Linked DNA regions of Homo sapiens: region 2 is linked to region 1. A link is a contact called in ENCODE Hi-C data. All regions are on one chromosome and are shown on one strand. Each heading gives the region's core, a stretch centred on a gene start or an enhancer-like site at or near the end of the contact. The rest is flanking DNA. Distances are from core to core; before and after follow the strand shown.

The links. A loop is a pair of places that touch in the nucleus more often than their neighbours do. Pooled maps may share reads with other maps.
Region 2: a loop to region 1 is called in a map of prostate gland, with 2.8 times the contacts of the local background. The contact joins two enhancer-like sites. A Hi-C loop is called at or near these places in 1 of 168 maps with a recorded cell type or tissue (prostate gland) and 1 of 50 pooled maps.

What each region holds. Positions count from the first base shown.
Region 1 is chr3:64,487,556-64,491,461 of GRCh38, reverse strand. It overlaps LOC105377123 (a long non-coding RNA gene), which reads left to right. Exons shown (of 8, transcript XR_940913.3): 1 at 1-2,085; 2 at 2,324-2,490. Among named protein-coding and RNA genes, the nearest start is that of PRICKLE2-DT, 44 kb to the right of the region's middle. RefSeq lists enhancers at 862-1,805, 1,806-2,749. Within about 2 kb of position 1,646, at least 2 of the 41 ENCODE cell types and tissues checked have a DNase peak (open chromatin) inside an H3K27ac peak, as active enhancers do.
Region 2 is chr3:64,208,546-64,212,350 of GRCh38, reverse strand. The region is part of intron 1 of PRICKLE2 (prickle planar cell polarity protein 2); the gene reads left to right. Among named protein-coding and RNA genes, the nearest start is that of PRICKLE2, 15 kb to the left of the region's middle. Within about 2 kb of position 1,855, at least 18 of the 41 ENCODE cell types and tissues checked have a DNase peak (open chromatin) inside an H3K27ac peak, as active enhancers do.

The sequences.
Region 1 (3,906 bases), core at 397-2,896:
AAAACATGATTGTTTACATACTTTCCCTATAACCCCAGAGTTGGCTTTTAAAACTACATGATTGCTGTTTTTGTGTATTATCTCAGTGCTCTAAAATTATCCTAGCCTACACGCGGGCATGGGTTAAAGCCCCTTACACAAATACGGTGAGTGTTACATTCTTTTGCTGTTTCGCTGTTGCTGAATGAATGACTGAATGAAAGCATCTCCCAAGGCTGCCTGCTTGCTTACCTTCTCACATGATGCTTCTTTGCCTCTCTGTTCCTTAAGGAGCTTTCCCTCCCTTCTTTCTTGCCCCACAGTCCCCAAACTCACCAGTGTGGGCAGAAGGAGAAAAGGAATGTTCTATCCAGCCCCATACCCCAGCACCTGCTGGGCAACTTTGTCTTCCCTTCTGCAAAAGAAAAGAAGTCCCCTCAAACACAGGAGAGGATGGGAAAAGGCATCTCTCTAAGCAGTAACCCTGGCAGGGCCCTTCAGGATTCCCAAATTCCCAATTTATAGACAGGGAAACTGATCCCTAGAGAAGGGAAGGGACTTGCCCATGTCCACACAGCATGTTAGTGGGACACATCATGAAACATAAAAGCAGGAAGAGGGTCTAGAAACCATCTAGCCCTACCCCCTCATTTAGAGAAAGGAAAACCGAGGCCCAGAGAGGGAGAGTTAGTGACAGAGCCACAACAAGAACTCAGAAGAGGGTCAGCTGGTGTGCAACCAGCTCAGTGACACAAAAGCCTGTGCTAGGGATTTAATGTTCTACTGTCGTGTCTTGAAATTCTTCATATCTTATCTGTAAATGTGTAGTTTGTAAATGAAGTCTGTGAGATAACACAGCAGGCACCCAGGCCAACAGCCTCAGTTCAAGTGCAGTCCGGCCCCTCCCTCACCAGGTGGGTTCTCAGTGCCAGCTTCCCCAACCCCCTGCTATCTCCTCCTCACATCCCTTCTTCTCTCTCTTCCCCCCAACAGCTGCCAGTCTGCTATCTGCAGGGCACTGGCACGGGAGGCTGAGCATGCACATCCCACAGCATTTGGGTAGGACACGACTGCAGCCATGCCTGCCCTAGAGGTTGATGACATCGTGGTGCCTTCAAGGGGGGAAACTGGCAGGGCAAGCCTTTCCCCTATGCTAGAGCCTCTGACATGGAGGTTGCAAGATGTGGGGGTACCTGTCCACCATGGATTGGGGTGAAGGGCCTGTGGGAAAGGAGGATGCCTGGCTTCCCTTCTCCGGGTCCTCTTGCCTCAGTGTAGGGGACCTGGCAGCAGATGGGCACTGGTGGGCCACACTGCAGGGGAAGGCTCCTGGGTGCCTTGAGGGCCTCCGTGCTCCTCTCCAGTAGCTCCATGCCCAAGGTAGCATAGCATTAAATAGCAAATACACAGCACAAGAGGGGCCACAGAAGTGGGGTGGGGCTTTATGTTTGGGTACCTCTCTCCTGCCTGTGGAACAAAAGGCTTGTGTTTGCAATGTGCCCTGGGCTGTCACATTAGGTAGCTGTCCTGACTCAGGACTTCTGTTGCTCTGGCCACCAGCCCCCAGCACTCAGCACCGCTGGACAACACCGGTGTATTCACGTTCAGTCTAGTGCGTTCCCGGCCCTGTGCTGGGCCTCTTTTCCCTGTTTTCTTGTTTGCAGCCTTGTCGTAACTGAGTGAGGTGTGCACTATTATTAGACTCATTTTACAGGTGAGGAAAGACAGCTGCCCATAGGCTGAGTTAACTTGTCCACGTCCTCCACCAGGGAAGCAAGAGAGCCAAGCTCCCCACCCAGGTGGCCTGGTGCTCCTGTCCTGGCCCGACATGCGGGCAGTCGGGCCGTCGGGAAAGGAAAGCGCAGTGTAGAGGAGCTGCTTCTCACCGCCTCTCCTCCCCTCCCCACCTTCCCCGGGAACTCATGCCCCTCCCCTGCACTCCTGCTCCTTGCCGGCTCGCCCTGGGCCGCTCCGAAGGGAGGAGACCACGTGACCCAGGTCACCGGTAACCAGGCAACCGTTCCAAGACACTGCTTTTCATCCACTCTGGCTTCTACCTTATTCAATATCTGCCAGGCGGGCAAGGCTCCTGGGAGCATCCCTGAAGTAATTCTAAGAAATAAGGCTTGCTGGGGAGGCCTGCGGGGACATCTAATATTCTTTCTCTCTGAACTCTGTGCCCCAAAGTCGTGAACTTGCCTGTTGGGGATTCTGAGTGAATGCTGGAAATCCAGATTCGTTGGGGCCAGAGTTTGCCCTGCGCATGAGGGAGAGGGTGTGGGGTATGGGCAGAGGTGGCAAGGGAGGCTTTGTGAAACGTTACACTCTGCTTCCTCAACTGCAGGCCATTTCTCTGGGCCAGGAGCCAGCTGTTCCCAAAATGGCCACGATGCCTCAGGAGGGAGGTTGACACCCTGTGCTCTCAGAAGCAGCTCAGAGCTCAGAGGCAGACCTCTACTCATGCAATTCTGCCTTCTGTGCATGCAATGGATTGCTGCCATCTCCAATCAGGTGGGGACATTAATGGGGTGACCAAGGTTTATTAAGCCCCTATTATTTTCCCTGTGCTAGACACTAGGGAGAGAAAAAGTAGCAAATCCGACCTAATTCCCATTTCATAGATGGGAAAATGGAGGCTCAGATAGGCAGAAAGAGTTTCCCTGAATCTGGCTTATGAAAATATCAGCCCTTTCCATTTGCCATGCTGCTTTTACAGAGGAAGAAAGGAACTTCAAGTACATCTAGGCCAGCTTCCTTACTTTGCAGAAGAGGAAACTGAAGAATAGGGAGACAAAGTGTCTCCTCCTCTAGAGTCACACAACTTGCTTGGCTTCAAAGTCACTTTTTAAATTACACAGGGGACTCTTAACCCCAGTTACGACCTGTTCTTGGATTCAGTTAACTGTTTTTTGTTTTGTTTGAGACAGGGTCTTGCTCTGTTGCCCAGACTGGACTGCAGTGGCACAATCATAGCTTATTGCAGCCTTGCACTCCTGGGCTCAAGGGATCCTCCCTCCTCAGCCACACAAGTAGCTAGGACTACATGCATGTGCCACCAAGCCTGGCTAATTAAAAAAAAAAAAATTTTGTAAAGATAGGGTTTCACTATGTTGCCCAGGCTGGTCTTGAACTCCTGGCCTCAATCAGTCCTCCCACCTCGGCTTCTCAAAGTGTTGAGATTACAGGCGTGAGCCACTTCGCCCAGCCCAATAACTGTTTAGAACTCTAAACTTCCTTCTATTTTCCAAAGCCAATTGAATTATCCCTGTCTTTATGTGCAGACAGCACTGTAATTTCATAATACAGGCAGTGTCGTGTAGTTAAAAATCATTCTTTTCTCTTCTTTGGAGCAATTGAGATTTTGGACAACTATTTCATCTTTTTAGGTTTGTTTCCTCTTCTGTAAAATGGGGGTGATAATAGTATTTACCTCATAGAATTATTGGGAAGATTCAATGAGATAATTTATATCAAGTGTTGAATACAGCCCTGGATATTATTATAATTGTGTCAAATTTTTATTACTAGTGTCTTCAAAATCTCAACCAGATAAAGAATAGAGCTGACCTCACCTCATATTCATTCATCCCTTTATTTGATATCCCAAAGGACTCTCCCTAGGACTATGCAAACCTTTGGATGCTCGATAAATGTTTGCTTAATTGGAGAAATTCTAAAATATCTAGAATTGACTTCAAGGTAGACTTTGTTAACAACACCAAAATGGTGGATAGAGACATCTTCCTTTCTTAGCCAGGCCTGGACTTGAGCAAATTTTACGTTTAACCTCTTCTTCTTTCCCCTGCCCTTCTCTAAACCTTCAGCCTCCTCTGCAGGAACATTGGAGACCCGTCATTACCTCTGTATGATCTGAATTTAAGATCAAGGTGGCCCTTCTCCTGGTTGCATTTGAAGTCTTCTCTATAA
Region 2 (3,805 bases), core at 606-3,105, 280 kb after region 1:
GATAAATGTCCAATGAAGCAAAAGTGTGCATGCCATAAAATCACAGGTGGCATGTAGACAAAGTGAAGTGGAGAAATATATCTAGAAGGAGTAACCAACTCTATCTACCATGGTTTATTCTTTGCAGAACAGCAGGTCTGACAGGCAGCTGAGGAAATCGGAGCTTTTCTAGATACCCCACAGCCTTGCACAGGGATACAGTGATGTGGGGATGCAGGTAGTAGTGTTGCCATGGAGACACCATCAGTGGCCAAGCTCTTCTCCTTTGAGGGCTCACTCCGTCTACTCATCACGAAGTTGAATTAGCTCTCTATGTGCTTGGTAGGCAGATTCCTCACTGGCTTGTGAACGCTTTTAAAATAAAGCCAAAACTCCTTCCCAGCTGCCATCTTGTTACCATCCTAGACTCCTGTCAACATCTCAGTGACAGCATGTTCTCTCCCCCTGCCATGACTTTATTCACCTGTTAGGACTACTTTTTCATTATCTTTTTTCCTAGAAACCTCTCCTACTCAGTAACCTTTGGGTCCAGCTTCCTCAAGCAGGCCTTCCCTGATCTGTTGTTAACCAGGAACCTTCTGTAGCACAGTGGCTAACACATTAATGATGGCCTAACAAAAGAGTCGCAGTACCAACCACTTTCTTTGTTTTAAAACTTTTTATTTTGTAAAATTGCAAGGTTAGATCAAAGTTACAAGAATAGTATAACAAACTCCCAAACACCCTTCTAGATTTTTCTGTTAATATTTTGCCACATTTGTGCTGCTTATTCTCTCCCTCTGTTCCTCTCTCTTTCCACACACACAGGCATATACACATATCATTTTTGTTGAACCATCTGAGAATAAATTGCAAACATCATCCCTTATCTGTATACATTTCAGCATCTTTCTCTTCAGAACAAGAACATTCTTTTAAATATCTTTTTCACAAGAACTCTCCACTTTGAAATTTATGGTCTAGCTATTTCTGGCTGTATCATTGTGTCAGATAGAAACTCCTTTTTATTTTTTTAACTCCTTGCAACACCTACCACAATGCATGGTACACAGTAAATTTTCAGTGAATTATTGTTTAATAAATGAAGTTGACTGCCACAAGTATTTCGGCATTGCCTCTGTTCCGCCTTTTGGACTCATGGTTCCTGCTTCTGTAGAAACTCTACCTTGTTGGTTGAGCCTGCTTGTCTTGCCTGTGGGAGAGGGCAAAGAGCACCAAGGAGTGGTCTTCAACCAATGGCTGTTGAGAGTTGGTTGATAAGTACCCCTACTTCCTTGACTCTCAAGGGGAATGTATCTGAGGAATGTTCTGTACTGTCTCCCAGAGGTCCTCAGCTGAAATGAGTTCTGGTTGCTCAAAGCTGCTACCTGTTCATTAACTTACACTCTATTGGCATCCTACCCTTCCCCACTTTCATTCTTCTGTTCCCTGTCAGGCCTTTTTGGGATCTTCTCCCACAAGATTCAGATACCTTCCAAGAGTCTGATTCTGGGGAAAACCAATCTAAGATACTGCCCCTCAATGACTGAGGCATCATTTCTGCAAATCAAAATACAGTAAGAGATCTTTAAATTATATGTTTCCAAGCAAAGTCACCCAGGAGGCTTATTTTTAAAAGGGAAGGAATTTCCACTGCTCAAAAGTTACAAGATAAATTAGTCTAAAGTAAGGCACTGCATATAATTCTTCATTGAAGCATGAATTGGCATATTAAAAAGAGGAAACAACTGCCCCTGAAAATTACCCTGTACCAACTTCAGCAACCCCTGGGAGAGAGAAGCACTTCTTGGTGCAGATGGCCAGAGCCGCTGGAGCCCAGCCGGAAGGGAGGGAGTTGGATAGGACCAGGCAGTGTGGTCTTGGCACTCAGCACACACCAGCCTCATACCCAGCTGGCCCCGTCACAGTCTCCGCCCTTGAGCTTCTGTGTTTATTAGGAAACCATTTTTCCTTTCTCACAGAGATAGAAATCTTGCTCCCAGACATGGCAAGTGTCAAGGTTCATGCCTGGGTCCCTCATTCAGACTGAGTGTTTGCCAAAAAAGGGGAAAAACAAAGTATTGTGGCTAGGGGCAGGGAGTTAAGGAGCCAGTAAGACTGCAAATAACAGGATATGCTGACGTCTGGGTATCAAGACAGAGGGATATAGAAATTCCAAGGAGAAACGGGTTAGGGAGGACGCGAAGTTTCCTACACCCACTAAAATGGCACCGTCCCCTGAATTTCACATCTGTGCTTGGGCTTTGGGACAGGCAGTGGCCCAGCCAGTTTGGTCACTGTCATTAATCTAGACAGTGGTGGAGGAGGAGGGAGGCCACAATATCACCTTCTGAGAATGACTCACACAGTGCTCTTCCCCACCTCAGGACCTGTGTGCTCACTTCTTCTCTGCCGGGAAAACTCGTACTCTGATTTTTCTCATATCTGCCTCATAGTCTTCTCATCACAACTCAAATGTCACTTCAGTGGGAGGCCCGTCCTCACCCATCCTCAGTTCCTCTCTTTCTGATTTCCCTATTTCTGTCATAACACTTATCACAATCTGTAAATGGCAGGTTTATCTGTTTGTTTACTTAACTGTTGAGTGTCTTCCTCACTTGGTTCAAAGCTCCACGAAGGCAGGCATGTTGTCTGTCTTAATGACTGTCGTGTGCCCAGCATCTTAGTGCAGTGCCTAACACACAGTAGCTGCTCAGTCAATGTTGGTGGGTGAGTGGGTGGGCAGTTGGTTGGTTGGTAGGTTGGTTGGCTGGATGGATAGGTATGGATGTATGTATGGATATGAATGGATGGATAGATGGGTGGATGGATGGATAGATGTGGATGTATTTACAGATATGAATGGATGGATAGATGGATAGATATAGTTGTATGTATGGATATGAATGGATGGGTAGATGGATTGATAGATATGGATGTATTTATGGATATGAATGAATGGATAGATGGGTGGATGGATGGATGGGTAGATATGGATGTATGTACGGATATAAATGAATGGATAGATAGGTGGATGGATAGATAAATATGGATGTATGTATGGACATGAATGGATGGATAGATGGGTGGATAGGTGGATAGATATGGCTGTATTTATGGGTATGAATGAATGGATAGATGGGTGAATGGATGGATAGATATGGATGTATTTATGGGATGTATGTATGGATATGAATGGATCGATAGATGGGTGGATAGGTGGATAGATGTGTATGTATGTATGGATATGAATGAATAGATGGGTGGATGGATGGATAGATATGTATGTATTTAAGGATATGAATGAATGGATAGACAGGTGGATGGATGGATAGATATGGATGTATTTATGGGATGTATGTATGGATATGAATGAATAGATAGATGGGTGGATGGATGGATAGATATGGATGTATGTTCGGATATGAATGGATGGATAGATGGGTGGATGGATGGACAGGTAGATGGATGGATATGGATGGAATAAGAGAAGGAATATTTTGACACTGTACCTAAAACAAGGTAGGAGAAAGCACTGGTTTTAGAGTCAGATGACATAGGTCCTTAACTTCAGTCAAGTCACTTATGAGTTTATCAGCTAAATTTTTATATCTGTGAAATGGATAAAAATGCCAACTTTATAGGACTGCTGAGAGAGAAATGAGATAAATTAAGTGAAAATTATTGAATATTATAAACCTTCACAAGTATGAGCAGTTGTGTTAACAGTAGAACATAGCTGCTCTGTTCACCCCTCACCTGCCATCCTCAGTCAAAGCACAGGTTGAGCTAGAGCAACAGGAGTCAGAGCCTGGAGGTCACACCT